Regions from separate parts of the Homo sapiens genome. Here region 1 is linked to region 2. A link is an interaction called in ENCODE POLR2A ChIA-PET data of the cell type or tissue named here. Cell type or tissue: PC-3. All regions are shown on one strand. Links, peaks and the distances in the headings refer to the core of each region. The heading gives the core; the rest is flanking DNA.

Region 1 (15,321 bases), core at 1,889-9,888, 620 kb before region 2:
CTTCCACGAATGTGTGCCGAGAGCTAAGTCGCTTGTAAGCAATATGCTCTCAACACATTCGGAGTCCCTTCACGGTAACCCAGAAAGGGAGACAAAAAGAGGCGGCGCCAGTTTGTTCCTGGGCGCGAGAAGGTCCCAATTAGTTCCTGAGACCGCAGAGCAGTCTGCCCGGGAAGTTAGAACTCGGCAAAGGCGCCACGGGACGGGGAGGGCTAGGGGTGGATGGTCACTGACAGCGCTTCTTTTTCGAGCGGCCGTTGCGGGGCGTCGCCCCTTTCCCTGGCCGCCACCTCTCTCCCTCGCGCTCTAAGTCCGCTGCGTGACGGGGTATCGCCAGTGGAACCCACGCCCGCCTGCTTTTTTCCCTTACCTGTGTGGGTCCTCTTGTGGATCTTGAGGTTCTCAGAACGGGCAAAGATCTTCCCGCAGCCCGGGAAGGGGCATGGGAAGGGCTTCTCGCCCGTGTGCACTCGGATGTGGTTGACCAGTTTGTACTTCGCCTTGAAAGACTTGCCCTCCCGGGGGCACTCCTCCCAGTAGCAGACGTGGTTGTTCTGCTCCGGGCCCCCCACATGCTCCATGGTGACATGTGTCACCAGCTCATGCATGGTGCTGAAGGTCCGGTCGCAGCTCTTCTTGGGCCGGCTCAGCTGAGCCTCGTCGATCCACTTGCACGACAGCTCCTGCTTGATAGGCTGCCGCATATAACGGAAGAAGGCGCCGGGCCCGTGGTGGGCCGCCACGTTCACTCCCATGTTCATGTTCATGGGGCTGTAGTTAGGAAACTGAGCGCCGGCCGCGTAGGGGTCCGTGCGCGGGCTGGCCACTGGGCGGTATGGGTCAGCACGGCCGAACAGCTCCCCACGCAGCCCCAGGTGGACCTGGTTGTTGTCCACGTGCCCTGTGGGCGACGGGTGCCCAGCGCCCTGCTCATGCAGCCCGGGAAACAGCAAGTAGCTAGGGGGCTCGGGGATGCCAGCTGGAGCATGCAGGCTGCTCGCCGAGCCGGCGAAGAGCCCGTGCTGCCCGCCACCCGAGGCCGCCTCACTGAGCCCGGAGCTGCGCTGGCGGAACAGAAACTCGCGCGTTGAGTTGAAGGCGGCAGAGGCAGCGCCACCGTAGCTGGGCACCTGGCTGGTGTGGTGATGATGGTGATGGTGGTGGTGATGGTGGCCCAGGGCGTTGGCGTAGCCCGAACCCTGCGGCGTGAAAGCCGAGCTCTGGCCTGAAGATAGATCGTGCGCCGCGGCAGGGCTCAGCTTGAAGGCAGCGGCGGCGGCGGCGGCGGCGGCGGCGTGGGTTGAGTCCCCGAAGGGATTCAGCCCCATGCCTGCCGGCTCACGGTTGGGCATCTCGTGGTGGCGCGGCGCGCCGAAGCTGCCCACTCCCAGCCCAGGGAACTGCGGGCCTCCGTCCAGGAGCATCGTCATGGGTGGGACGTTCTGGGCACAGGCGATCCGGCCGAAGTGAGAGAGGGTACCGGCGAAGGAGGAGATCTCCGAAGTGCCGTAGTCGGAAAGGGGTGGCGGCGGTTGGACACTGCGGGGAGACCCCCAAGGCGCTACCAGGGGCTGCAACTTTCCGTCACTGCAAGAGTCTCCTGCAGAGGGATAGGAGGGAGGAGGGGAAGAAAGAGCAGGGAGGGGGTGTTGGCGGGGGGAGGAGGAGGGAGGAGAAGGGAGGAGAAAAGACTCGGACTAGATCTGGTTTAACAAACTAACAGGCGCGCACAAAGAAAAATAAGCAAAATAGTAAGTGGAGGGCGGAGTTTGCCAATCCTGTCCCGGGCACCCCTCCTCTCCCCGAGTGCACAGAACCGCGGGGCCAGGAGGCTCCCTGGGTACCGGCCTCCGGGCTGGGCTGCGCCAAGTGGCGGAGCCGGCTAGCGGCCGGGCAGGCGGGCAGCGGGCAGTAGGCAGGCTCGTTACTCGCCGCTTGCCGCTCGCCGCGCGAGTCCCAGCCTCTTCGCCTCCAGAGTAATGTCCTTGGACTGATAAAGTCAATCACTCACTCCTCGCACATAAACCGAGCGGGAGGCCGCGAGGCGCGCGCCAATGGGGAGCCAGCTGGCCCGCGGTCACCTGACCTCCGGCCGGACTGCCCATTGGCCGCCGCGAGGCTGATTGGCAGCGCGGAGCGGAGAACATGGCAGCCGCGGCCGAGCGACCCCCGCTGATTGGGCAGCCGCCGGGTGCCTGGCAGGTGAGGCGGCGGCTGCCGGGCGGCCGCGAGTGGGCTCCACCGGGCTTGAGTGGCTGCGGGGAACTGGGGCCAGGCTCCAGCCGGCAAACGGCGGGACGCCGCCGGGACTCTCGCGGGCTTTCCCCCACCCCTCGCGGGCTCTTTGCCCCGCGAGGATCGGTCCCACTGCTGCGCCGATGGAGGAGACGCGGCGCTCAACGTCCAGTCCTGCTTGGGCCCCCGCTGCCTCACCACCTTGAGAACATGTCCCCTCTGTAGCTGCAGGGCGCAGATCCTGGGGAGAGCGCAGCAGTTTCGCGCTCCCGGTCCAGCCGCTGCGTCCACCTCCAATCACTGCGAGTTCTGATGGCCTCGAGGCCGGGACCCAGGCCGGGATAGTTCGCCGTTTGTGCCCCCAACCTGTCGGCAGCTGTCCGAGACCCAAAGGAGAAGAAACGATTACAATTAGAGCTGATCTCCGTTACTTCCGTCTGCGCCAAGCGTTGACCCTTTAGTTTGTGAGCAGCGGCCGTACTCGCCGCTGCCCACTTCCCGAATTACACACCGGGCACGACACAGCAAACATATACAACGCAGTAAACCCAAGCACACAGTAGGAAACAAGCACACAACACAGTAAACACAAGCGCACCACAGGAAACAAACACGACATATGAAATACGCACACAACACAACAAAGTAAGCACATACAACACAGTAACATAAACTACGCACAACACAGCAAACACAGAAACACAACTAAACACAACAGAGCAAATACACATAACAGCGAGCATACCCACAAATACAAAACATGCAAAGAACACTTTTAGCCAGTGTACGCAAAACATGCACACAACACACTAAACACATAATAAACACACTAGACACACACAGTATCAGGGTGGTTTCCAAATCACTAGGCTAATCAGCTTTGAATTCTCAACATTTTCAAATGCAAAAGTCGTGTTGGGGGTTGCTGATGCTGAATGGGGACTGTGACATGGAATTTTCTTTCCTCTGAACAGCCAAGGCTTTACTCTCTTCTACTCCTACCCGGAGAAGGTAAAGCATGTAGTGACCTCAGGGACTGCTTACCCCTTAAGGATTTACTTCCAGGGGTGTGTGTGAAAGTCCTCTCGCCTTCTGTCTGTTGCAAGGTCTTTCTGACATAATGACCAGGTTCAGACAAGGCTATAAATTCACTCATTTTTGTGTCCTGCAAGGCATTTGCAAAGAATGCAGAAGAGAGTGGAAAGAAAAGGCAGAGAGAAAGATGGCTGTGATTGTCACATCCCTAGCTGGGCCAAGCCCCAAAGTCTGCGCCTTGAGGCAGCCTCACAGCCTGGCCGCCATCTCTCTGTAGGAAATAGAACATCTGATCAAGTTCAGAGGCGCCAGGAGAGACCGCCTTAAGCAGCGCTTTATAACTGCAGCCTTTCACTTCCTGCTCCCCAGTCTGCCTGGCCCAGCCAACACTTCACCTTCTTTCTTAGCCAGTTTGCTGGGAGAACACCCTACCGGTAGCACATCTTACCGTATTCACCCCCTCCCATCAAACTCGCCCCAATTCTCTCTCCACATCCAGAGCTCTCTCCCCAGGTTGGAAGGTGAGTTCACTGCTGACTTAAATTATTGCGTCTGCCGAACATAGGCTCTCCAAGAATGGTTTCAGTGCCTCTCAGCAGAGGGTTTCTTTGGGGGGGTAGGGGGGCGCTGGTGTGTTCAGAGAACAAATATGCTTAAATCATGCAAATGAATCCCCTGGAGTCAGGTTTACAAAAAAGGAGGATTGCCTTTCTTCCCCCCCCCCCCCCCGCCCCACCTTTCTTTTCACTTTCTCCTTTATTTCCTCTCTTCCCTCTACCTCTCTTCACCTCCCACCAACCCCAACCGCCCTTGGCTAAGTAGTTGGTTTGAAAAAGTTTGGATTTCCTCACTGAGCTGGTCCCGCGGACAGCGGTTCTCGAGACTAGGGGACCGGGAAGGGGCGGCTGTCGAGCTCTGGCCGGGCCAGCGCTGATGCGAGAGTTTCCGGGGAGTCCCGCCAGGTACCCCGAGAATCGAGGGCCTTGCGCGATTGCAACTGGGTGAAGGGCTCAGAAGGGGGGCAGCCGAGGGAGCTCATCATGCCCCTATTTGGGAAGGGGTCTTGAGCTCAAGGCAGGGGGAAGTTGCCGCCGCTGACCTACCCGGTGCCCAGTGTCCGTTTTGATACGGCCACATTCCGATAATTAATTGCCTCCAGCACGTGCTCTGTAGTCCCTGGAACAAAAAGGCATAATTCAATTAGATCATCAACCGAGAAGTGGGGAGGTGGGGGCCGGGGGGGTGGATGCTTGTTAAGGGGGCAGACCTGAGGCGATTCAGCCAGGCCAAAATCCCGGGCAATGGAGCCCTTCACGGGACAGCCGGGCCCATCCTGAGAGTGCGGTTCTGAGGGGGTGTCGTTGTTCTGTGGGACGCAGGGGTCCCAGATGCGCGCAAAAGGACGAGGCTGGGGGCTTTGTGAACAGCAGGTCAGAGGCAGGCCATTTCTAAGTCGGTTTCAGTTGGTTTGAGTGGGAGTTTCCTTATTTGGGGAGGGGGACCCCTGACCCTTAAAAGAGGGTAGAAAGCAAAATCCCTCCAGATAAAGCTAGTTACTGCACATGAAAACAAAGTCCCCACCCCCAACAAAGCAAATCACTGCTGTTGGGGGGGAAAAATCGCGAAGTTTTTCTTATGACTTAGAGCTTCTCTCCTCCCCAAACTTGATTTTCAAGAGGAGACTCTGGGAACAACTTCGGGGAACAGGGCGCTTTGGGGAGCTGAGTCTGAGAACAGAGTGGTGGCAGAAGAGGGAAAGCTAAGAGGAGAAAAGTTTTTCCTACACACAGGCAGAGGTGAGGGGATGGAGACAACTCTCGTGTTTTCGTTTTTCAGGTGGAGACAGGAGTCACAGCTCTAGTCAGGGAGGACAACTCGAACCCAGGGGTCGTGGTTCTATAGCTGAGGCTCCCTCAGCAGCTTTGGCTTACTAGGGTTTACATGTGTAGTAGGCAACGTAAATTAACCAATAAATCTCTTTTATGTGTCCCCAAGTTGTATGTGGTCGGGTCTAAATATCCACATGTTTGTATGGATAGGAAATATAATGGGATCCTTTCCCTCACACTGAGTTCAAACGGTAAATAGGAAAAAGATTTATTTTTATGCCCAAATCTAAAGCAGTAAATAAAATCAGAAAAACTGATCACTTCTAAACCAGCAAAGCTTTTGAGCCCGATTTTTAGAATCCATCTTGAAGAAGCAGTAGGGAAACAGAACGTCCTGAGGGGCAGTAGGGTAGGACCGGGTTCTTCCTACAACCCAGAGCCCAACTCCACAGCACTTTTCTCTTCCGTCGAACCTCCGAAAAACAGAACATACACAGCACATTGTGTTATCATGCAGCATTTCTTTCTAAACACATTTTATGTGGTGGACATGAAATTATCCTGATTCGGTGACCTAGTAATTTTCTTTAAGTTCAAGGGAAACGCTGCGGTCTTTTCTTCTGTTTTGTATTTAGAAAAGACTTGCAATCTAACACTCGCAACATTTTAAAGGCCCTTTAAACCCAGCAAGCGGATTTCCGTTCTGCCAAGGCTTCCTGATTTATTTCAATAAATGAATCTTTGAATCCAGGAAGGGAATTATTCCAGGACGCTGAATTTGGTGCCCCTGTCTCTCCCTAGTGGAGCACAAAGTGTTTCTCATTGCAACATGTCCTTGAAACTCACCATTATTCGCCTTTTTTCCTGGTAAATGACACTTTCTTTACATAAATCCCCACCCTCTCTTCAGAGTCCCAGATCTTTTTAAAAGAAAAACTGCAAGTGGCAATAAAAAATGAAGGGGGAAGAAAGCTGGGAAAAGAATGCATTTTTAACTTCTCTTTATTTTTATGCTAAGATAAAGCACTTAATTGGCATCAGGGGCCAAGCTGAACTATCGATCTCCAGGACATGCTGACACACTTGCCAACCAAGTGTGTCTGCAGGTTGGTGAGCGTAAAATCACACAGCTCCAGATTTTATTGGCCACATCAGAATTTTCACTATGGTCCTATCATTTGACACATATTTTATAAGCCCTAAATACCTTTAAAATTCAATCGAGAATAAACAGATATTGTTAATTAACCCCCCCCCTTTTTTTTTTGCCTTTGTCCTCTGAAATACAAGGCATATTGTTACCCAATGTAATGAAATGCAAACCAGACAGGAATGAGACATTTTCATTGTACTTGTCAATCAGGGCTGTGCAGACAGATATATATACTTGAACTTCAGAGACATAGGCTGAAGTAAATAGGGCTGAACTTGAAGGAGGCAGGCAGGGACTTGAACTAGAACTATCAGAATCCAGTTTGGAATTATAAAGGGAGTCCCTGAAATATAGAAAATGCAGTGAACCACCCCACCCAAGTGGTAGGCAGTGGTCCTCAGGCAAATCTGAGTGAAAGGCTTATGACGAGCTGTGGCCTGCTAGGTTCTGCTGCCATGGAATACCTTTACCGCTCTGGGGGTGACTAGGTGTTAGCCCCCAGCTGCACTAGCAGTGGCTCCAGGTGCCAGGAGAGCAAGACACATTGAAAGAGGACTTCTTCCTTCCTTCTAGATCAGAACACCTTGTAGGTGGGGAGTGCCCAGGCAAGAGAAGAGGGGGATGCAGGCAGAGGCTGAGATACACAGTGACACATTTGATTTATGTTTACAGGTCCTTCCCCAGACACCTGAAGAGATGGGGGAAGGAGAATCAATTTGGAGAGCCAAGTTTGCCTGACATTTTGGAGCACACATTTACCCAGGACCCCAAGTTCCTTGTAGCTGCTAAATGCTGTACTAGTTCTAAAATGTAAATTAGCTTCAAGGCAAGTGGAGAGAAGCCTTAGACTATTCTGAGATATTTGTTCATTCATTTCTTTGCTTTGAGAAAGAATCCTCCCAACGTGATGGGAAAGATATCTCTGGGCCACATTATGGCTTCTGGCAGCAACTCTCATCCTTAGTGCCTAGATCTGGAGCCCCCACCAACCCTTTGTCCCCAAGTTACATTTCCTTAGTCCAGGCCTATTCCACCATTTCATCTTCTTTCTCCCTTCCTCGCTGAGGGGCAGAGGCCGCCTTTCTTTTGCCCAAGCTGAGAGGGAGAATTCCTGATCCCTAGGAAAAATGCTGTCTCCACTCCCAAGGAACTTTGTGTAGTTTAGGAATTGCATTTTGTAAAATCAAATTGCCTGTTGCAATTTGCACTTGGTTTGTGGTTATTCATCTAGTTATTTCCTAGTGAGGGGGTGGGAGGAAAGGGCTTTGACATTAAAACAAAGCATAGGGCCTCCCTTTCCTCCCTTTTTTCTTTCCCCACCAACAAGATAGAGTGGGAGTGAATTAGACTAACTGCTGGTTTGGACGTGAATGGCAGACTATGGTCTGCAAACTGGAGGCCAAATCTGGCCCATAGCCTGTTGTATTTGTATGGCCCCAGGAGCCAAGAATGGTTTTATTTTATTTTATTTTTAAAACATCTTTAAAGGGTTAGAGAGCAGAAGTAGAAAAAGAAGGACAAAAAAGGGGGGGAATTTATGCTACAGATACTGAATGTGGTTTGAAAACCCTAAAATAATATTTTATATCTGGCCCTTTACAGAAAAAGTTTGCCGACCCCTGGACTAGGGGTTGGACTGTAGTGTCAGCAGAGGCTAGGTATTCTTGACCAGTAGATTTTATCCACCATCACCCTCCTAGATTTCCAGCTTCATTTTGCATATGGCTTGATTTTTTTTCCCCCAGCCCCACATCTCAGTTATTTTTGGGGATACTTTTGGCTTTGGAGAAAGGGAAAAAGTAGTCAAGGGAGGAGGAGTCTCAGGAGAAAGAAGGGATGAGAAGAGAGGAAAAAGAGTTGTGAATATCTCAATCAGTGACTAGGTGACCTCTGACCCTGAGGGTGGTTTTATTGTCTTTCTTCTTTGGCTAGAGATACACAGTTTATTGACCCTTTCTGCGTGACTGAGCCCTCAGGGGCAACGACAGCTCCAAACCAAGCCAGGCATGTGAGGCCAGGAAGCCTGAGGGAAGTGACCCCAATTCCCTAGGCCTGAGGGGGTTGGAGGGACAGAGAGATGGACTCCCTCCCAACTCAACTGCCCCTCCTCAGTGAGGGCCTAGCGTTCACCCAGCTCCTCTTCTTGCCCAGAAACGCTACCCTCCCTTTCTTCCCAGGACAAATGCCATCAGCTGGTAGACTTGGGCAAAACATTTATGCTCCTTCTCTGCACTCTTCCCCTTTAAACTATAAAGATATGTTATTATAAAGATTCCAGGGTGGGCCAGGCATGGTGGCTCACGCCTGTAATCCCAGCACATTGGGAGGCCTAGGTGAGTGGATCACTTGAGGTCAGGAGTTCAAGACCAGCCTGGCCAACATGGTGAAACCGCATCTCTACCAAAATACAAAAATTAGCTGGGTGTGGTGGCAGGCACCTGTAATCCCAGCTATCAGGAGGCTGAGGCAGGAGAATCACTTGAACCCAGGAGGCGGAGGTTGCAGTGAGCTGAGATGGCGCCACTACACTCCAGCCTGGGCGACAGAGCAAGACTCCCTCTAAAATAAAAAAAGATTCCAGGGTGCTCCCAACAACCCAGCTTACTAACTACTACCTTAGCTCATCCCCTTAGGTATGTCTCCCCTCTCCTTCATCTTTCCTTCCACTCCGGCCCTATCAGGAATTTCTCTATAAGGCTGCATAATCCTCAACCCTTGCCCCTCAGACTCAGCTTTGGTAGATTACACTTCACCTTTTGAACCTGGTCCAGACTGGCAAACAATTCTTTCAGACCCAAATAGCCACTCACACAAGTAATGTTGCCAAATTTAGCACATCAAAAACTCAGGACGCTCAGTTACATTTGAATTTCAAATAAACGATTTTTTCTTAGTTTAAGTATGTCCCAGTTATTGCCTGGGAGATACTTATACTAAAATATTCTTTATTGGCAATTCAGATTTTATAGGACATTATGTATCTTATATGGCACTCCTACTTTCAGGAGTATGGTCTAGCCAGGCTAAATTGTCACACCCAATGGAGCTCTCACCAAAGTGTAGCCTGACTTTGTGCCACTTGCCAAAGTGTTTTCCAAAAGCTCCATTTGTGGGAAAGTCAACTTGGGGACAGGGTGGCCCTGAAGGCCCAAGAAAAGCCCCTGGTGAAATTTCTGTTCTGGCTCAGCGGGCCTGTCCTTTCTCATCAAGAGGCCCAGGAGCTACCCTGGCTAGATTGTTACCACAGGACTGGCAGCGGGGCGCTGTTCCCAAACAGTGACTAATTGTGCCTGCTCCTGTCCTAGCCCCTGAAGGAAAGCCCCTTGTGCTACTCACCATGAGTAGCACAGCAGACATTGAGTACTGCACACATTGAGTACTAGCGTGCTAGGGACCTTAAGATCCCACGCACTGCAGGCCTCAAAGTCCCATTCATTGACCTGATCCTCCTGCCACCCCTGCAGGACCTGAGATGGGTGTTTGCCTTGCATATTCTTTCCTATTTTGCTCAGGTTGTGTGAGCCTGAGGCCCCCTTCCCTTTGCTCTCTAGGGTTCAAGTTTCACCAAGCCTAAAAAATCCTCCTCGCCTTGCCGTCCCTTGGTCCTTCTTTCTCTCATTTTAATGGGTCTGTCTTCAAGAACAGAGGAGCCTGATTTCAGCAAGAATGCCCCTATGGGCCCTTGAGGGCTATAAACAGGTGGAATCCTCAGAGCCAGAGTCTGTGGTCCCTCTGCTTAGCCCTGCCCTCCCAACCTGGATGCACAAACTTCAGTCCACACTGGGCTGTGCAGAGGCCCCTCTCGAGCCATCCAGGGCTAAAGGTCAAGTTTTCCTGAGGACCAAGGACAGAGTGAAGCAGGTTTTATCAGCAGACATCCGTTCTCCTCTTCCCCTGTTCCCCACCCTCATCACACATTCCTCCATGGAAGTTCTTATCTATCTACCTATTAAATGAAAGAGGAAAAACACATGGCCTACAGTGTCCTTTTCCTCACTCCTATCAGTACAAGTTCCAAAAGCTGAACCTGTCAGCAGCTCAGTGGCCTCAAAAACATTCCAGGAGACCCCTCTCCCCATCACTGAAATACTCCTTTCCCACTTTAGAAAAGCTCATTAGTTCTTACCTCTTAACTCTTTCTCCTTTTTAAGGTGGTTTTAGGCTCTAAGTTTGTTTGGAGGCAAGGGAGCCTCCACTGCCTACTTAAGCAAACTGAAGTTTTGGGTAGTTTTGGTAGCCCATAACCACTAGTTGTAGTGCACATCTGTACACACTTGCCTGTTTTCCTGAGTTTCTTTCTTTCTTTCTTTCTTTTATTTATTTATTTATTTTTTTTGAGACAGAGTTTCGCTCTTGTCGCCCAGGCTGGAGCGCAATGGCACAATCTTGGCTCACTGCAACCTCCGCCTCCTGGGTTGAAGCGATTCTCCTGCCTCAGCCTCCTAAGTTGCTGGGAATATAGGCGCCCACCACCACACCCAGCTAATTTTTGTATTTTTAGTAGAGATGAGGTTTCACTGTGTTGGCCAGGCTGGTCTCCAACTCCTAGCCTCAGGTGATCGACCCGCCTCGGCATCCCAAAGTGCTGGGATTACAGGCGTGAGCCACCGCGCCCAGCTCCTGAGTTTCTAATATGTCCCTGGGTATGGAAGGGGGCCCATTTTCTTTTCTTTTCTTTTCTTTGTTTTTATTTTGTTTGTTTGTTTTGTTGTGTGTGTGTGTGTGTGTGTGTGTTTTAAGGATGGAGTTTTGCTCTTGTCACCCAGGCTGGAATGCAGTGGTGCTATCTCAACTCACTGCAACCTCCGCCTCCCAGGTTCAAGTGATTCTCCTGCCTTAGCCTCCGGAGTAGCTGGGATTACAGGCGTCTGCCACCACACCTGGCTATTTTTTATTTTTTATTTTTTTTGTATTTTTAGTAGAGACGGGGTTTCACCACGTTTGCCAGGCTGGTCTCAAACTCCTGACCTCAGGTGATCTGCCTGCCTTGGCCTCCCAGCGTGCTGGGATTACAGGCGTGAGCCACTGTGCCTGGCAGAAGGGGACCCATTTTCTTAATACACACACTTAAAAGCTCTAGCTCCCACATGATATCTTGTTTTTGTGATTCTCAATTAGAGACTTATATTGCAATATTTAGTTTCTGCTATTAAATTTCACATCCCCTCCCTCAATTTGAGAGGGGGGAGAGGTTGCCTGCCCTCTGCTCCAGAAGCAATTGAGTAGAACCAGAAACTCTAGCTCCACATTGGAGTTTGCTGGGAATCTTTGAAATATTCAGATGGTCAGACCAACCCCAGAGCTTCTGACTCACTTGGTCTAGGGAAGGGTGCCGTGGCCTATTTTTGAAACTCCCCGGGTGATTCTAATGAGGGAGCCACTGTGTTAAAGTTAGTCAATATCTAGAGCCTCTTTGCTCCCACCCTGCAGCCTTCCCAGGCTTACATTCTTGGCCCTGGTAATACCACTAAGGTCTGAGAAATGCTTCAACTAGAAGTGCTCTAAGAATAAACTTGGGGTTCCCACTCCAGACTGCTATCTCTATCTATTTATTTTGCCTACCAGATGTTTCCATGAAGAAAAATCCCGCCTTCAACTTCTACGTTATTCATCCTGCTTTTAGAAATGACCCTTGCCCTGATCTGAGGTGGAAGAAATAAAGGTCTGGTAAAGAAATGATATGCTTATGGACCTGGAACCATTTATTTTATTTCAACTAAAGGGCTACACTTTTGCTGTTGCAGAACGAAATTTCCCCCTGTAAGACAGTGAGGGATGGAGCTACTTGATGAAAAGGGCTGTTCTAATTCTACTTCTCCCCGTTTTCAACAGATCCACTCCTGACCTCCTTCTAGAAGAAAGAAGGGGAGTGGAGATTCGGAGCATGCCATCTCATTAAGAATTGTTCCCCAGTGATATTTCCTTTGCTGTTTCTCCCCCCACCCTAGGTGGAATCCCAAGAACTGGTGAGGGGAACCTTATGCCTCTCAATTTCTAGATGATTGCAAAAACCAGAACTGTCCAGGTATCATGCAGTTTGGTTCAGGCTTTGAGGACAGCTCCAAGTTGTGGAAGGCAGGGACAGATGGGAGCAAGCAAGTTGCAGAGTGACTTGAAACTGAACCCTTTTTTCCCCCGTGGAAAAACTTTTTATTCACACAAGCAATACATTAGCTGCTTCACTCTTCAAATTATTTCATTTTATTTTTAGAGACAGGGTTCTCATTCTCTCACCCAGGCTGGAGTTCAGTGGCATGATCACATCTCACTGCAGCCTTGACCTACCGGGCTCAAGCAATCCTCCTGCCTCCTACCACCCAAGTAGCTGGGATCACAGGTGCATGCCACTGCGCCTGGCTATTTTTTTTTTTTTTAATTTTTCATGGAGACAGTATCTCCCTATGTTGCCCAGGCTGGTCTCGAATTCCTGGGCTCCAGCAATCCCCACCTTGGCCTCCCTAAGTGCTAGAATTTTAGGTACAGGCCACCACACCTGCCCCTTCAAAATGTTTATAGCTTGCATGCTACATGTAAGACATCCTGGGGGTACTGTGGGGGAAGATACCAGGAAATGATGTCAAGATTCAGTCTTGCACCTGGGCTAGCAAAACATTGTAGCAGTTTTAGAAGGAATATTTCATAATCCTATGTGGATTATCTGAAACTTTAGGGTAACTGTCAGAGGTTTTCTTTCTTTCTTTCTTTTCCTTTTCTTTTCTTTCTTTCTTTCTTTCTTTTTCTCTCTCTCTCTCCCTTCCTTCCTTCCTCCCTCCCTCTTTCTCTCTCCTCCTTCCTTTCTTTCTTTCTTCCTTTTTCTTTCTTTCTTTCTCTCTCTCTCTCTTTCTTTCTTTCTTTCTTTCCTTACTTTCTTTTCGACAGAGTCTTGCTCTGTTGCCCAGGCAGTGGTGCAATCTCGGCTCACTGCAACCTCTGCCTCCCAGGTTCAAGCGATTCTCCTGCTTCAGCCTCCCAAGCAGCTGGGACTACAGGCATGTGCTACCACGCCCGGCTAATTTTTTGTATTTTTAGTAGAGACAGGATTTCACCGTGTTAGCCAGGATAGTCTCGATCTCCTGACCTCGTGATCCACCCTCCTGGGCCTTCCAAAGTGCTAGGATTACAGGCGTAAGCCACTGAACCCAGCCTTTCTTTCTCTCTTTCTTTCTTTCTTTCTTTCTTTCTTTCTTTCTTTCTTTCTTTCTTTTTCTTTCTTAGGGTCTCTGTCACTCATTTGGAATGTAGTGGTGCAATCATGGCACACTGCAGCCTCGACCTTCTGGGCTCAGGTGATCTTCCTGCCTCAGCCTCCCAAGTAGCTGGAGACTACAGGCACCACCACCATGCCCGGCTAATTTTTGTATTTTTTGTAGAGACAGAGTTTTGCCATGTTGTCCAGGTTGGTCTCAAACTCCTGGGCTCAAGCGATCCACCCACCTCAGCCTCCCAAAATGCTAGGATTACAAGCGTGAGCCACTGTGCCTGGCCCTAGAGCTTCTTTCTTTTTATTCACACATGCCTCTCTTGGTTATGCCTTTTCCTACTCAGATGTGTTACTGGGGTTTGCTGGAACAAATACCCAAATGGAACTATTATAAAAAGAGTCCGCTGGGTGTGGTGGCTCATGCCTATAATCCCAGCACTTTGAGAGGCTGAGGTGGGTGGATCACTTTAGGCCAGGAGTTCAAGACCAGCCTGGCCAACATGATGAAACCCCATCTCTACTAAAACAATACAAAATTAGCCCAGGTGTGGTGGCTCACACCTGTAATCTCAGCACTTTGGGAGGTCGAGGTGGGTGGATCACCTGAGGTCAGGAGTTCGAGACTAGCCTGACCAACATAGTGAAACCCCATCTCTACTAAAAATACAAAATTAGCTGGGCGTGGTGGCACAAGCCTGTAATCCCAGCTACTTGGGAGGCTGAGGTAGGAGAATCGCTTGAACCTGGGAGGTGGAGGTTGCAGTGAGTGAAGATCGCACTATTGCACTCCAGCCTGGGCAATAAAAGCGAAACTCCATCTCAAAAAAAAACAGCAAAACAAAAAACAACAACAACAAAAATTAGTCGGGTATGGTGGCACATGCCTGTAATCCCAGCTACTCGGGAGGCTGAGGCACAAGAATCTCTTGAACCCAGGAGGTGAAGGTTGCAGTGAGCCATGATTGTGCCACCACTGCACTCCAGCCAGGGCAACAGAGCGAGACTCTGTCTCAAAAAAAAAAAAAAAAAAAAAAAAGTCCATGTTTTCATGAGGAAAAAAGAAATAAACTGGAATCATTATCTTGGGGAGTGCCTTCTTTTATATTCTATTTGTGTCCTTTCCTGCTGCAACATATAGTCTTTAAGATCAGAAAGTCCATTTAATATTCCTTATATTCCTCATTAAAACAGACTTTAAAATTACATGGTAAAAATTTGAGGCTCATTATTATTATTTTTAACTTCACAATTCCATAACTCCCCCACAACACACACACACACACACACACACACACACACACACACACACACACACACACACAGAAGGCTAGCTATGGAAAAGCACTCTGTAGCTCAGTGCCGTATACGAGCTTTACTTCTTGAGCTATGGTTTCATTCTGTGGCCATGGTGGGTTTAAGTCATTATTCTGAATGTAATGTTCAAATGAATTGGGAGGCAAACTGCTCTGGGAGTTGGCTTGGCATTACTTTGCCATCACACATGTCACTTAATTTTTGCTGATTGCTTTTATAATATATGTGTACATCACAAATAATGTAAAGAAAAAGGTCCCTCCAAGGATAATACAATGGAGAGCCTATATTGTGCATATGCCCTGTAATATTGACTTTTGTGATTCATAGAAACTACATATTAAATGAATTATTTTGATTATTATCAAGTGATCTTTGCAGTTGTTTTAAAAGGTCCATCCAGTTATAATCATGTGCTGCTTATGTGTGCTATTGCTATTACATGGGGAGGGTGTATATGATTTAAAATGGAGTCTGGCTGAGCATGGTGGCTCACGCCTGTAATCCCAGCACTTTGGAAGGCCAAGGCGTGCAGATCACTTGTGGTCAGGAGT
Region 2 (15,321 bases), core at 4,242-12,241:
ACATTTATAAATCAACTGCTCCCTAGGTCTTGGAGAACCTATATTGGAGAGAAGGAGGAATAGGAAACATTAAATGTGTACTACTTGCTAGGCACTGTGCTAAATATTTCATGTTAGCTCACTTCACCCTGACAGCAATCAAATGGGGTTAATATTTTATCTCCATTTTACAAATTCGGAAATAACAGGCGCAAAGTAACCTAACCAAGTTCATACAGCAGTAAATGGCAGAGCCAAGATTCTAATTCAACTGTGTCTGGTTCTTTCCAGTGTAACACCTCTGGAAGCCAAGGGCCTTCTAGGTACACTAAATAAGTTTCAATGGGAAAAGAAAATTCCCTCTTCTGGAATTGCTTCCAGAATTAGACTTGACTGTTGAGGAACAAGGGGTTGAGACCTAACCTGAAATAAGGGGATTTTCCAAAATTTTCCCATTTGGTATGGCTTTATTTTTATTTTTAGAGACGGAGTCTCGCTCTGTTGCCCAGGCTGGAGTGCAGTGGTACGATCTTGGCTCACTACAACCTCCACCTCCCGGATTCAAGCGATTCTCCTGCCTCAGCCTCCCAAGTAGCTGGGATTACAGGCATGCACCACTATGCCCGACTAATTTTTGTATTTTTAGTAGAGACGGGGTTTCGCCATGTTGGCCTGGCTGGTCTTGAACTCCTGACCTCAGGTGATCTGCCTGCCTCAGCCTCCCAAAGTGCTAGGATTACAAGCGTCAGCCACCACGCCCGGCCTGGTATGGCTTTTTTTGATGGCTACAGTTGCTTCCTGACAGACCACTAGCACCATATTATGTAGGTTCCTGATATGAATCCGAACTTCAATTTAGATGTGTTTTCCTGTGGTTTTTACTATAAGAATAAAAGTCCTTACATTTAAATGTTTAATAACTGATTGATAACTGACAAAAATGTATAAGGACCTCAGCTTTCAATCAACTTATGATAATAGCTTAGACTTTGAATAGTATTCTATTCTCAGTAGCTGAAGAAAGGTTTATTAAATGTCTTCAGAGTACATTTCACTTTTTTTGTTTTTTTTTTTTTTGAGACAGTATCACTCTGTCACCCAGGCTGGAGTACAATGGCGTGATTTCGGCTCACTGCAACCTCTGTCTCCCAGGTTGAAGCGATTCTCCTGCCTCAACCTCCCAAGTAGCTGGGACTACAGGCACTTGCCACCATGCCTGGCTAATTATTGTATGTTAAGTAGAGATGGGGTTTCACCATGTTGGTCAGGCTGGTCTCGAACGCCTGACCTCAGGTGATCCGCCCGTCTCTGCCTCCCAAAGTGCTGGGATTACAGGTACGAGCCACAATGCCCGGCCCCTTCAGAGTGCATTTCATTCCTTTCCTCAGATTACACTTCTGTATTTCATCCAAAGATTAGAAGACTGGACTATACTTATTGGACTAGTAAATTGCCTGTTTTCACCAATCGTACTTTGGGTAAACTACAGGATGTAGGATCAAGTAATCCTGACCTCTAGCTAGATGATTCAAGGCACACACACACATTTCTAACATAAATGGTTCTCATTTTCTTTACAGTGACTCTGAGGCAGAAAATATAATAGACCCTTAAGAAAGAAAGCCAGAATGGTATAGTAGAAAAACTGAGTTTGGGGGCCAGACAGACATGGTTTTGAATATCACTTGCACCACCTGCTAGCTGTGAACCTGAGAAAATTACTTGAGCTTGCTGGGCTTCAGTAGCCTCATTTATAAAATGGAGATAACCACTAAAGGTGATACATAGGGACAAAAGCGAGGTATTCCTAATGTGGAATTGCTTTCAGAATGAGATTAGGAAGAATCATTTTATAATGGCTGTCAGGCCATCTACAGAAATGACACAAACCAAGCACAATTTGTAAATTTTCGAGATTTGAGACCTAGCCCCAAATACAGTAATTAGGGTTTGGTCTCAGGAAAGAATATCTGAAGCTATAAAAAATAAGCCTTAGATGAAACTGAGTGTAACAAAACCTGGATCAAAAATATGATATCCAGCTGGGCACAGCGGCTCACGCCTGTAATCCCAGCACTTTGGGAGGCCGAGACGGGCGGATCCTCTAAAGTCAGGAGTTTGAGACCAGCCTGGCCAGCATGGTGAAACCCCATCTCTACTAAAAAAAAAAATACAAAAATTAGCCAGGCATGGGGGCAGGTGCCTGTAATCCCAGCTACTTGGGAAGCTGAGGCAGGATAATCATTTGAACCCGGAAGGCAGAGTTGCACTGAGCTGAGATCATGCCATTGCACTCCAGCCTGGGCAACAGAGTGAGACTCCATCTCAAAAAAAAAATAAATATATATATATATATACACACACACACACACACACACACACACACGTATACAAATATATATATATGATACACAGTCTAAAAAAGACTAAAAATGGAAATACATAGATCTACATAGTCATAAAGGGTTTTCCCTATTAAAAGAATAGCCTGAAATCAGTCCTTTGGTGAAGCACCACTAATACAGTCCGGAGCTAAGAGTCACTGACCCATGAACACAAACATCTGGTCCAGGGGCAAGTAAAGCACTAGAGTGTCATGAATATCTTTTAAATGGCTTTGTTTTTCATATTTCATATCATTCTTTTTCAATATACTAAGTAACCCATCCTGTAATCTTAACTGCATGTCTAGAGAATTAGATGAAGCAAAAATCATATTTATAAGCACTCAAAGATTTGAGGGCCTACTGTGTATAAAGCAGCATGCTTAGAAATGAAAGATACCAAAAATATAATCTACATGACCTTTTTGTCTGAAAAAAACTTTAAAAATAGAAGATGGAAACAAACTAGAGAAGTTTGAAATCAGAGAGGAGTGATGCAGCTAGCAAATGCCTGGTCAGGGATGTGGAGACTTACTACTCAAAATGTAAAGAGGAATAAAGGAAAAATAGGAGAAAAATAAAAAGGAGAAACAGTGATGCTTCCCTTTTGATTTACTTACTCAGCATACAATTTATCCCTTGGCTTCTGTGTAATGAATAATAGGTAATCTTTATGGAATTGTCTATACATGTGTATGCATAATAAAACCATTCACTCACAGTTGGGAAAAATTACTGATGTGCATCTCTTTCTATTCATTTTTGTAACCCTAGTGCCTGGTACATAATATGCCCTTTTAAGTGTTTCTAGAATGAATAAATTCTATTTAAAGCTGAAAAACTTTTTATTTTATTGTTTTATTTTATTTTAAGACAGAGTCTCTTATTTTGAGATGGAGTCTCACTCTTTCACCCAGGCTGGAGTGCAGTGGCGTGATCTCGGCTCACTGCAACTTCCACCTCCCAGGTTCAAGCGATTCCCATGCCTCAGCCTCCCGAGTAGCTGGGATTACAGGCATCCACCACCACGCCTGACTAATTTTTGTATTTTTAGTAGAGATAGGGCTTCACCATGTTGGCCAGGCTGGTCTGGAACTCCTGACCTCAGGTGATCCGCCCACCTCAGCCTCCCAAAGTCCTGGGATTATGGGCATGAGCCACAGTGCCCGGCCCAGAACACATTTTAAAACAACTATAAATTTTTAAAGTTATGATTTTTTTGTTTTTTATTGTTTGTTTTTAATTCTCTTTAGCTTTATAACCATGAAAAAAAATGATTCTTAAGGCTACAGATCAAAATGTAACACTAAAGAGAACAATTAAATTACTGCGTGATAATCCACATTAAGGTTTACTGTGTAAGTACGAACCCAGTACAGAAAAATCTTCATTTGATATGAGAAAGACTATGCAGCAAAGATCATGTTAAGAGCTCTCACCGAAGTAGAAGCACTATTTTATTATAAACCTCTGGCCTTATATATGGGCTGCACAAGGCTTTATAGGCCAGTTTCAGAACTTTGGCTTTTACTCTAAGTAAGATGAGAAGTCAATGGAAGATTCTAAGCAGAGGATTGAAAAGAGCTGACATTTCCAAAGAAATGCTCTGAATACTGTATTGAGAACAGACCCCTAGAAAATAAGGGTAGCAGCAGGGAGACTGGCTAGGTTTTTGCAATAGTCCAAGTGAGGTAAAATGATATCTTGGACCAGATGATAGTGGTAGAGGAGTTGAGAAGTGGTGGATTCTGAAATATTTCAAAGGGAGAGAGCCACATGGTCTGTCAAAGGATTGGACTGAATAGGGGGTATGAGTGAAGAGTGAAAAAGAGGAATTAAGGGTGATGCCATGATTTGTGGCCTGAGCAACTGCAAAGATGGAGTTGCCACTTACTGAGATGGGAAAAACAACAGGGGAAGCACATCCAAGTGGTCATGTCCTAGCCAAGCGCTGTGGCTCATGCCTGTAGTCCCAACACTTTGAGAGGCCAAGGCGGGCAGATCATTTGAGGTCAGGAGTTCAGAACCAGCCTGGCCAACATGCTGAAACCCCGTCTCTACTAAGAATACAAAAATTAGCCAGGTATGGTGGTGCGCACCTGTAATCCTAGCTACTCAGGAGGTTGAGGTAGGAGAATCGCTTGGGCCTGAGGCAGGAGAATTACTTGAGCCCAGGAGGCAGAAGCTGCAATGAGCAGAGATCACGCCACTGCACTCCAGCCTGGTCAACAGAGCAAGACTCTGTCTAAAAAAAAAAAAAGACAAACAAACAAACAAAAAAAAACAAGCAGACATGTCAAATAGACAGATAAATATACAAGTCTAGAGATCTAACAGTCATCATGGTAACACCATGAGACAGGTAAGACTACCAAAGTATGAGTATAACTAAAGAAGATAAAAAGTTCAAAGACTGAGTTGAGTCTGAGGGCTCTCCCACATTAGGAGTTTACAAAAATGAGGAGGAGATTAAGAAGTGACCAGTAAGAAGTGACCAGTGAGACAGGAAACCAGGAAAGCTTGGTAACCTAAAACTCAAATGAAGCAAGTATTTTAAGAATAAGACGTCGGGTGTAGCGGCTCACACTTGTAATCCCCGCACTTTGGGAGGCCGAGGTGGAAAGATCAGTTGAGGCCAGGAGTTCAAGACCAGCCAGGGCAACATAGCGAGACCCCATCTCTACAAATAAAAATAAAAATACAGCCAGACATGGTGGTGCATGCCTGTAGTCCCTGCTACTCAGGAGGCTGAGGTGGGAGGATCACTTGAGCCCAGGAGTTCAAGGCTACAGTGACCTATGATGGCACCACTGCACTCCATCCTAGGTGACAGAGTGAGACCCTGTCTCTTAAAAAAAAAGAAAGAAAAGAAAAAGAGATGATTAACTATGGTAAAAGTCAGGGAAATTATTAGCCAGCCACAGTGCCTAAAATAAAACACAAGACTGTAGACCTAGCAAACAGCTAGGTCTAACTCACTTCCATGGCCTTGGGCAGCTTGTTTAATTCTGAAAAAGATAAATTATAACACAGTCCTTGCCCTCGGGGGGCCTATATAAATGACCTTTACAGCGATTAGATAAAAGTTTGATTGTATGTACACATAAACTATTTCTGTAGGCAGTGTAGAATAAATACAACTGTAGAAGATTATTTTCTTGGCTTTTTTCCTCTGAGTATGAGAATATGAGATGTGACTACAAAGCATTAAGCTTGATTTTCACATAGCTGGTGAGATTAGCTTCCTGTATGATCACACTTTGTTTACTACCTTTTTAACCAAATCCATTCAAATATGAGCAAGCAGCCTGAGTCAGACCTCACAGTCCATCACCTTAATTCTGTTTCCAAATATCAGAAGTGACATAAAAAAGCATGAGTGATTGTCCTTGACATTGGTAAGGCATTTCCTGGCATCTCTTAGAAGCTATGTTTACTCCTGTTATTTATAAATATGCCCTAAACCTTTTAATTCCTCTTTTATTTCTCGTTGGCAACACCTTGTAGAGATAAATAAGCTGCAATTTTTTTTTAATTTTTTTTTTTTGAGACAGAGTCTCACTCTGTTGCACAAGCTGGAGTGCAGTGGCTTAATCTCAGCTCACTGCAACCTCTGCCTCCCACGTTCAAGCGATTGGCATGAATCCTGCCTCAGCCTCCCGAGTAGCTAGGACTACAGGCGCACGGCCACCATGCCCAGCTGATTTTTTTATTTTTAGTAGAGACGGGGTTTCATCATGTTGGCCAGGCTGGTCTCAAACTCCTGACCTCAGGTGATCCGCCCGCCTCGGACTCCCAAAGTGCTGGGATTACAGGTGTGAGCCACCACGCCCGGCAAAATGTTTTCTAATTTAAATTGGAGCTATCTGTGTAGTGGTTTCTCTACAGTTGTACATAAATGTTTTTGCTATAAAATGAGCTATGTATAAAATACTACTCTATACCATAATAAAGATAGTAATACGTTGAAAAACAAAAAAAATCAAAGTTCATACAAATCACTCAGGGGTCTTGCTACAATGCAGATTGATTCATTAGATCCTAAATGAGGCCTGAGATTCTGTATGTCAGGTGATATCAATGCTGCTGATCTCAGAACACACTTCAAGAACTATTCCTCCAGGCCAGGCGCGGTGGCTTACACCTGTAATCCAATAACTTTGGAAGGCCGAGGCGGGTGGATCACCTGAGGTCAGGAGTTCGAGACCAGCCTGACCAATATGACGAAACCCTGTCTCTACCAAAAATACAAAAATTAGCCGGGCGTGTTGGCACATGCTTGTAATCCTAGCTACTTGGGAGGCTGAGACAGAATCGCTTGAACCTGGGAGGCAGAGGTTGCGGTGAGCCAAGATCACACTGTTACACTCCAGCCTGGGCAACAAGAGCAAAACTCCGTCTAAAAAAAAAAAAAACTTTGCTCCAGTTCAAAAGAACTCTTCGGCTGTTCTTTTTCGGTGGGAGTGGTTAAAGAAGAGTCAACAACTATTTTTCCATGGGGATTTGAGGACAGTTTTGCAGTAAGAGTTGTTACGGATTGTATTGTGTCCCCTAAAGAGATGTTGAAGGTTTAATTTCCAGTACCTATGAATGTGACCTTATTTGGAAATAGGGTATTTGTAGATACAATCGTGTTAAGATGAAGCTGTTAGGGTTGGTCCTAATCCAATATCGTTGTTGCCTTTCTAAGAAGAGAAAAAGACCATGTGAAAATAGAGACATAAGGCCGGGTGTGGTGGCTTACATCTTTAATCCTAGCACTTTGAAAGGCCAAGGCGGGTGGATCACTTGAGGTAAGGAGTTCGACACCAGCCTGGCCAACATGGTAAAACCTCGTCTCTACTAAAAATACAATAATTAGCCAGGTGTGGTATCGGGCACCTATAATCCCAGCTACTCAGGAGGCTGAGGCAGGAGAATCACTTGAACCTGGGGTACGGAGGTTGCAGTGAGCCGAGATCACACCACTTCACTCCAGCCTGGGCAAAAGAATGAAACTCTATCTAAAAAAAAAAAAAGAAAAGAAAATAAGAGACATACAGTGCCTACATGACAACAGAGGCAGAGTTTGGAATGATGCAGCTGCAAGCTGAGGAACACCAAGGATTGCTGGCCATCACCAGAAGCTAGAAGGAGGCATTGAACAGTCTCCCTCAGAGCTCTCAGAAGGAATCAACCCTGCCAACACCTTGGTTTCAGACTTCTAGCCTCCAGAACTGCAAAGTGACAAATTCCCATTGTTTTTTGTTGTTTTGTTTTTTGTTTGTCTTTTGAGACGGAGTCTCGCTCTGTCGCCCAGACTGGAGTGCAGCGGCGTGATCTCGGCTCACTGCAACCTCTGCCTCCCGGGTTCAAGCGATTCTTCTGCCTCAGGCTCCCAAGTAGCTAGAACTACGGGCGCGTGCCACCACACCCAGCTATTTTTTGTATTTTCAGTAGAGACGGGGTTTCACCATATTGGCCAGGCTGGTCTTGAACTCCTGACCTCGTGATCCGCCCGCCTCGGCCTCCCATAGTGCTGAAATTACAGGTGTGAGCCACCGTGCCCGGCCTTAAATTCCCATTGTTTAAGCCACCCAGTTTGTGGTATTTTGTTCTGGCAGCCCTAGCAAAATAATTAATACCAGGGTTAAAAATACAAGCATTGGCTGGACGCAGTGGCTTATGTCTGTAATTCCAACACTTTGGGAAGCTGAGGAGGGAGAACTGCTTGAGCCCAGGAGTCCAAGACCAGCCTGGGCAACACAGCGAGACCCCATCTCCACAAAAAAATTAAAAATTAGCCAGGTGTGGTGATGCACACCTGTAGCCCCAGCTACTTGGGGGGATGAGGTAGGAGGATTGCTTAGAGCCAGGAGATAGAGGCTGCGGTGAGCTGTGATCATGCCACACTGCACTCCAGCCTGGGTGACACAGTGAGACTGTCTCACTCTCTCTCTCTCTCTCTCTCTCTCTCTCTCTCTCTCTCTCTCTCTCTCTCTCTGTGTGTGTGTGTGTGTGTGTGTGTGTGTGTGTGTGTATATATATATATATATATATATGCTTTGCAATCAGTGAGCTATTTACTAGCTATATGACCATAGACACATCAAGTCTCAGTTTCTTCATTTATTTATTTTTATTTTTATTTTTTTATTTATTTTTATTTTTTTGAGACAGAGTCTCGCTGTCTCCCAGGCTGGAGTGCAGTGGCGTGATCTCAGCTCACTGCAAGCTCCGCCTCCTGGGTTCACACCATTCTCCTGCCTCAGCCTCCCGAGTAGCTGGGACTACAGGCACCTGCCACCACGCCCAGCTAATTTTTTGTATTTTTAGTAGAGACGGGGTTTCACCGCGTTAGCCAGGATGGTCTTGATCTCCTCACCTCGTGATCTGCCCGTCTCGGCCTCCCAAAGTGCCAGGATTACAGGCGTGAGCCACCGCGCCCAGCAGTTTCTTCATTTTAAGAAGAGGGACAATATATATAATTGCTCACAGGATTGCTGAGACAATTAGAATAATGCATGTAAAGTACTTAGTAGAATGCTTGGTATAGGAAACCTTCAATACATGTTAACTAATATGTCACCCAGGCCTTCAATCCTTAGAAAATGAGTACAGCTGAGTGCGGTGGCTCATGCCTGTAATCCCAGCACTTTGGGAGACCGAGGAGTTCGAGACCAGCAAAACACTGTCTCTACTAAAAAATAAAAATAATAATAATAATACGAAAATTCGCTGGGTGCAGTGGCTCATGCCTGTAATCCCAGCACTTTGGGAGACCGAGGTGGGCAGATCACTTGAGGTCAGGCGTTCAAGACCAGTCTGGCCAACATGGTGAAACCCCTTCTCTACTAAAAATATAAAAATGAGCTGGGCGCAGTGGCACGTGCCTGTAGTCCCAGCTACTCGGGAGGCTGAAGCTGGAGAATTTCTTGAACCCAGGAGGCGGAGGTTTCAGTGAGCCGAGATCGTGCCACTGCCCTCCAGCCTGGGCAACAAAAGACGACTCCATCTCAAAAAAAAAAAAAAAGTACAAACGAGCCTTGACAATTACCACATTAAGTAATCTACAATATATACAGCTCTTGAGATTAAGAATTATGGCTCTGCAAATCTCAGAATTTAGGGTGATGGCCCTGAAGGAATTTTGGAGATCATTTAATACAGTAATGATGAAGAAGGGAAGAGTGATCATGTGAGAGTGTGCCCCAATCAGCTTGAGGTGGGAAGTAAATACTCCTCACTAAAGCACTATGTGTAACTGCTAAAAACTAGAAACAACCAACAATCTCTATCAATCCAGTTAAATAAATTATAGTAAAACCACACAGAGAAATAAAATACAGCTAGTAGATTTGCATACGCTAGTAAGAAAGTATATCCATACTACTAGAGAGAAAAAGCACAGCATAGTGGTTAGGGATGTAGATCCATAGTCAACCTACATATATTCGGCTGGGCAGTGGCTCACAGCTGTAATCCCAGCACTTTGGGAGGCCGAGGGGGGCAGATCACACGAGGTCAGGAGTTTGAGACCAGCCTGGCCAACATGGCAAAACCTTCTCTCCAATAAAAATATAAAAAGTAGTCGGGCGTGGTGGCATGCACCTGTAATCCCAGCTACTCAGAAGGCTGAGACAGGAGAATTGCTTAAACCTAGGAAGCAGAGGTTGCAGTGAGCCGAGATCGCGCCACTGCACTCCAACCTGGGTGACAGAGCAAGACTCCGTCTCAATTTTTAAAAAAAAAGCCAGGTGTGGTGGCTCACGCCCATAATCCCAGCATGTTAGGAGGCTGAGGCGGGCGGATCACAAGGTCAGGAGTTTGAGACAAGCCTGGCCAATATTGTGAAACCCTATCTCTACTAAAAATACAAAATAATAAGCCAAGCATGGTGGCACATGCCTGTAATCCTAGCTACTCGGGAGGCTGAGGCAGAAGAATTGCTTGAACCCGGGAGGCAGAGGTTGCAGTGAGTGAGATCATGCCACTGCACTCCAGCCTGGGTGACAAGAGTGAGACTAGGTCTCAAAAAAAAAAAAACAAGAAAAAAATAAAACTACCTATATTCAAAGCTCAGATATGTTCTGTACTAGCTTGTGTGATCTTTGCCATGTTGTAACCTCTTAGTGTATCAGTTTCTGTACCTGTAATGTAAAGATGGTAACAGTACCCACAGGATGCTGTGAGGATTAAATCAACTCAGGCAAAGTATATCAACCACTGCTCGGCATAAACTAAGTACTCAATGTAATAGGTAAAGGTCCTTCAGTATCTGGATCCCACCTATCTCTCCAGACTCATCACACGCGACAGCCTCTACTTCTAACCTGCTAAATTACTAAAGAGAATTCTGTACTGTGTTCTCACAGCACTCAGCTCATATCTCTATTGTCACTTACATCAAATTGTAGTTGGTGTATTTACACATTTATATCCCCTAGTAAATTGTGTTCCCCAGTACATCACAAAATTAAGAACTCTGTCTGGGTCATTCTAAGGAAGGAGACCACTACTACTCCTGCTGCCCTCCTCCCCCTACCTTGCCTAGTTCACAAGACAGGAGAAAAGACAAAGCAAAAAGTTGGAAAGAAACAAAAGTAAGATAAATAGCCAGACAACCTTGGCACCACTACCCGGCCCTAGGAGTTAAAAAAGTAATAATAACAACATCAACCCCTGACCTAAACTACTTGTGTTATCTGTAAATTCCAGACATTGTATGAAAAAGTATTGCAAAACTTTCTGTTCTGTTAGCTGATGCATGTATCCCCCAGTCACGTTCCCCACACTTGCTCAATTTATCATGACCTTTTCATGTGGACCTCTTAAGAGTTGTAAGCCTTTAAAAAGGCCAAGAATTTCTTTTTCAGGGAGCTTGGCTCTTAAGACACAAGTCTGCTGATGCTCCTGGCTGAATAAACCTCTTCCTTCTTTAATCTGATGTCTGAGGAGTTTTGTCTGCAGCTTGTCCTGCTACATTTCTTGGTTCCCTGACCGGGAAGCGAGGTGATTAATGGACGGTCGACACAGCCCCTTAGGCAGCTTATGCCTGCCCTGTAGAGCATCCCTGTGGGGGACTCCGGCCAGCTTGAGCAATGTAGATCCTGATGAGCGCTCCCAGGCAGGCATTTGCCCCGGTACAACGCCTCATCAGAGCGGTGCATGGCAAGCCCACATGAAGGACCAATGCAGTGGCTGAACACTGGGAAGGAACTGGCACTTTAAGTCTGGACATCTGAAACTTGGTAAGACTGGTCTTTGGAACTTGCCCACTCCATTTGAGTGGAAGCATGGCATGATCACCCACGGCGTGCCTGTACCGGCACTTTGGGTTTTGTTTTTGACTTGACTTGCATTGCTTGATAATTTGGTTTTAGTTTTGATTTTGACTTGACTTGAATTGCTTGATAAACAGGCATGCCTTTATTGGCACTTTGGTTTTGGTTCTGATTTTGACTTGGCTTAAATTGCTTGACGAACAGAGGTGCCTTTAACGACACTTTGGTTTTAGTTTTGATTTTGATTTAGTGTGAAATAGACGAGTGAGTGACCTTTTACCCTTTCCTTCTTGTAGTGTGAATGTTGTTTTGTCTCGAGAGAAAAATAGGTCAGACACAAAGTAAGCCCACTCTGCTAGAAACTGTGTTAAAAAAAATTCCAAGAAAAGAAAAATAAAAGGAAAGTAATCATCAAAACTTACTCTATTAAAATGCATGTTACAAAACCTTAAGAAAGGTTTTGCAGGGGATTATAGAGTTAAGTTAACCCCCCAGAGGTTAAGAACTCTGGGTGAATTAGAATTGCCCTCTTTTGGTGTTGGATGGCCCACCAAAGGAACTACAGACAGGGAACAATTGGCCATGTATTTAAGGTGGTGACAGGGGTCGGAGGACAGCCAGTGTACCTGTAGCAATTCCTTTATATTGACTCATGGTTAAATATAATATAGACAAAACTGGCATAAATTTAGCCCTGTTTAACAGCTTATTGCAAAAAAGCCAAAAGTAAAAGTAAGAGCAGCTTCGCCAGCAGACACAGAGTTAAAAAGGGAGTCCCAGAAACAGCAAGAGAAGCCAGTTTTGCAGAAGCCGCCAGAGATAAACAGAAATTCTTTCTCCATATGTCCTAGCCTACCCCCCTTTACCGAGGCCAACAGCCCCCTCAGAAACCAGATTCAGGAGCTAACACACCCCAGGTCTCACCTCGAAGGGGAGAATCGGAACCTCGAGAGGCCAAGGAAGGAAGTCAAGATAGTCAAGTGGGCCATCTCAGATCTGGTCTTGCTCGAGCTATGCAAATGCCTCTCAGGGAGAGGTGAGGACCTGTCTATTTATAATGACCAGGCCCACATCCGGGGGGACAACAGACTTTCATCTATCAGCCCTTTTCAACCATTGATCTACTAAACTGGAAACACCCTGAACCCGCCACCTTGCTCCTGGCAACTAGAGCCCTGTCGAGCATAACTGTGTAGAGGTGTTGGACTCAAGTTTACTCTAGCAGACCTGACCTCCAGGACCAGCCTTGGGCATCAGTAGGCTGGGAGCTATACGTGGATGGGAACAGCTTCATCAACCCACAAGGAGACAGATGTGCAGGATACATGGTGATAACCCTGGACATTGTCGCTAAGCTGAGCTCATTCCTTTAATTCAGGCCTTAGAACTCAGTGAAGGTAAGACTGTAAACATTTACACTGACTCTCGGTATGCCTGTTTAACCCTCCAAGTGCATGGATAATTAAATAAAGAAAAGGGCCTGTTAAACTCTAGGAAAAATAGGAAAAAGACCCAGAGAATGCAACTCAGCTTCAGCGTTTGCAGAGATACTGAGAAGCACTTCTGCAGAGGCAAACAGTTGGTAGAAAAAAAGCAATTAATATAAAAAAGATTTCAGAAGTGCTTCAAGGAGCTGACAAGAGCCTAAGTCAGTTTTATAAGAGACTCTATAAAGCATTCTGGCTTTACACCCCATTTAACCCTGAGGCTGCTGAAAAATCAGTATATAGTGAATACCTCATTTGTAAAGCAAGCCCAGAATAACATCAAGCAGAAGCTGCAGGCATGAATACCACCCAGTCTATAAAAGTGGCCACCAAGGTGTATGTTAACTGGGACCAAGGAACAAAAAGGGAAAGAGCAAAAGCAACAATCGAAGCAGCTAGGCACGCCAAGGATTAAGTCCCTCTCCCCAGCCTGGCTCTATCTAAAAAAAGAAGGAGCCAGGGACTGGCGCCGGGAAAAGACCAAAAGAAAAAGAAAGACTAAGACTAAGTGTGAAAAAGAGAATCAGAAGTAAACAAGAGAGACAGACAGCAGTGCGCGGGGGCAGGGCCCGTGCTGTTGCCTGGCCCTGCCAGCTGGCCGTAGGAGCAGGAGAACTCAGGAAGGAAAAAAATAAATAAATTAAAGACTTAAAAAAGCCAATCTGTTAGCAACAGCTCTTATAAAAAGAGAGATTAGCAATGTGAGAGGACGTGGATGCGGACATAGACGTGGAAGAAGTCACGTTAGGCAAGGATTCAAGAGCCGGACAAGGCTAGAGAGGGATTAATGTACGAGATGCAAAAAGAAAGGACACTAGAAGGGTGAATGTTCAGAAGGCAATAAAGGAAATGGCCAAGGCGGCAAGACAAAGAGGCCATCGGCCAAGGGCTGCCGCACCTTGGAGGAACCAAATACTGATCTGATCAGGCTGGCAGGAGCTGAAGAATGTAAAGACTAGGGCAGACTAGGCACCTTCTCTTTAGGCTCCCAGGAGCCCATGGTCACATTAGAAGTTAAAAGCAGCAGGATTCTGCCGTATTTGGACTCCAATTTCTCACTGATGGCTAAGCCACTAGATAGAGTTATAAAGGGGGGGAAGAAAAAGAACCCCTCCAAGAAACTTAAACAGGAGAAAGAGCCATACCTTGTGAAAACTTGCTTATAGACTTTACAGAACTGACCCATGCTGGAGGCTATCGGTACATGCTAGTGCTTGTTTGCACCTTTTCAGGGTAAGTTAAAGTTTTCCCCACCAGGACAGAAAAAGTACAAAAAGTAACTAAAGTACTGTTTAAAAGACATTATCCCCAGGTTTAGACTGCCTCTAACTTTAAAGTCAGACAATAGGCCAGCATTTGTAGCTGAACTAGTGCAAGATTTAACAAGACTGTTAAAATGGAAGTTACACACAGCCTATTGGCCGCAAAGTTCAAGATAAGGTGGAATGCATGAACTGGACACTTGAGCAGCTACTGAAAAAATATTGCCAGGAAATACATTTAAGATAAAATCAGGTTTTTGCCTATGGTCCTCCTCCGAGTCAGGTGCACCCCCACCAAACAAACTAGGTATTTGTTCTGTAAGATTTTGTTCGGTCAGCCACCCCCAAATTACAGGTCAAATTAGAGGTGACCTCCAGGAACTAAAGGAATTAACCTTAAGAAAGCAAATGCAGTTTTTAGAAATAGCCATACAAAGTGTTCATAATTAAATACATACAAATGCCTATAAGCCTGACACCGCTTTAAATCTAGTGACTCTGTTTAAAGTAAAAAAGTAAAATCTAATTTTTCTAGGACCCATATAGGATGGGCCCTATACTGTAATCTTGTCTACTCCTACTGCTGTTAGAAGTTGCAGGTGTTGTGTCTCAGATCCATCCCAGTCAGCTAACACTGGCAGCTCAGGACAAGCAGACCAGCCAGCAGGACACAGATCATCCAACCCGGCTGATCCTGAGATGAGACCAAGCTGCTGCTGAGGACGATAGCCCTGCTCTGGTCACTCCAGAGGCTGACCAGTCTATGCATGGCTGAAGCTTGAAACAAGCCCTGCTCTAGTCACACTGGCAGCTGACTAGTCTACTCACAGCCAAAGCTTAAGGACTTACCAAGCCAAGTGATGTAGTTAAAAATCTTAAGACTAGTAGTTTTCCTGTAATACTACCTGTTTTCCTATTGTTCTGTCTCTGTATTCAACCTTTTTCC

Evidence for each region. Peaks named below come from ENCODE experiments on the same cell type or tissue, not always from the same donor. Only the 100,000 strongest peaks of a DNase experiment are listed, where the experiment ranks them.
Region 1: POLR2A ChIA-PET joins it to region 2 with 5 read pairs; 2 of 35 experiments call an interaction of 5 or more read pairs at or near these places.

The regions. Positions count from the first base shown.
Region 1 is chrX:137,552,801-137,568,121 of GRCh38, reverse strand. ZIC3 (Zic family zinc finger 3) reads right to left here and starts at 1,995. Exons shown (of 3, transcript NM_003413.4): 1 at 371-1,995. The coding sequence starts at 1,430. LINC02931 (long intergenic non-protein coding RNA 2931) reads left to right here and starts at 3,638. Exons shown (of 3, transcript NR_186571.1): 1 at 3,638-3,791; 2 at 6,925-7,078; 3 at 11,818-11,931. RefSeq lists an enhancer at 1,009-1,594. In PC-3, for the core only: no CTCF peak of the experiment used is centred there; no DNase peak of the experiment used is centred there; H3K4me3 peaks cover 1,034 bases; H3K27me3 peaks cover 1,945 bases.
Region 2 is chrX:136,932,174-136,947,494 of GRCh38, reverse strand. No RefSeq gene overlaps it. Among named protein-coding and RNA genes, the nearest start is that of RBMX, 59 kb to the right of the region's middle. RefSeq lists enhancers at 11,618-11,767, 11,848-11,947. In PC-3, for the core only: no CTCF peak of the experiment used is centred there; no DNase peak of the experiment used is centred there.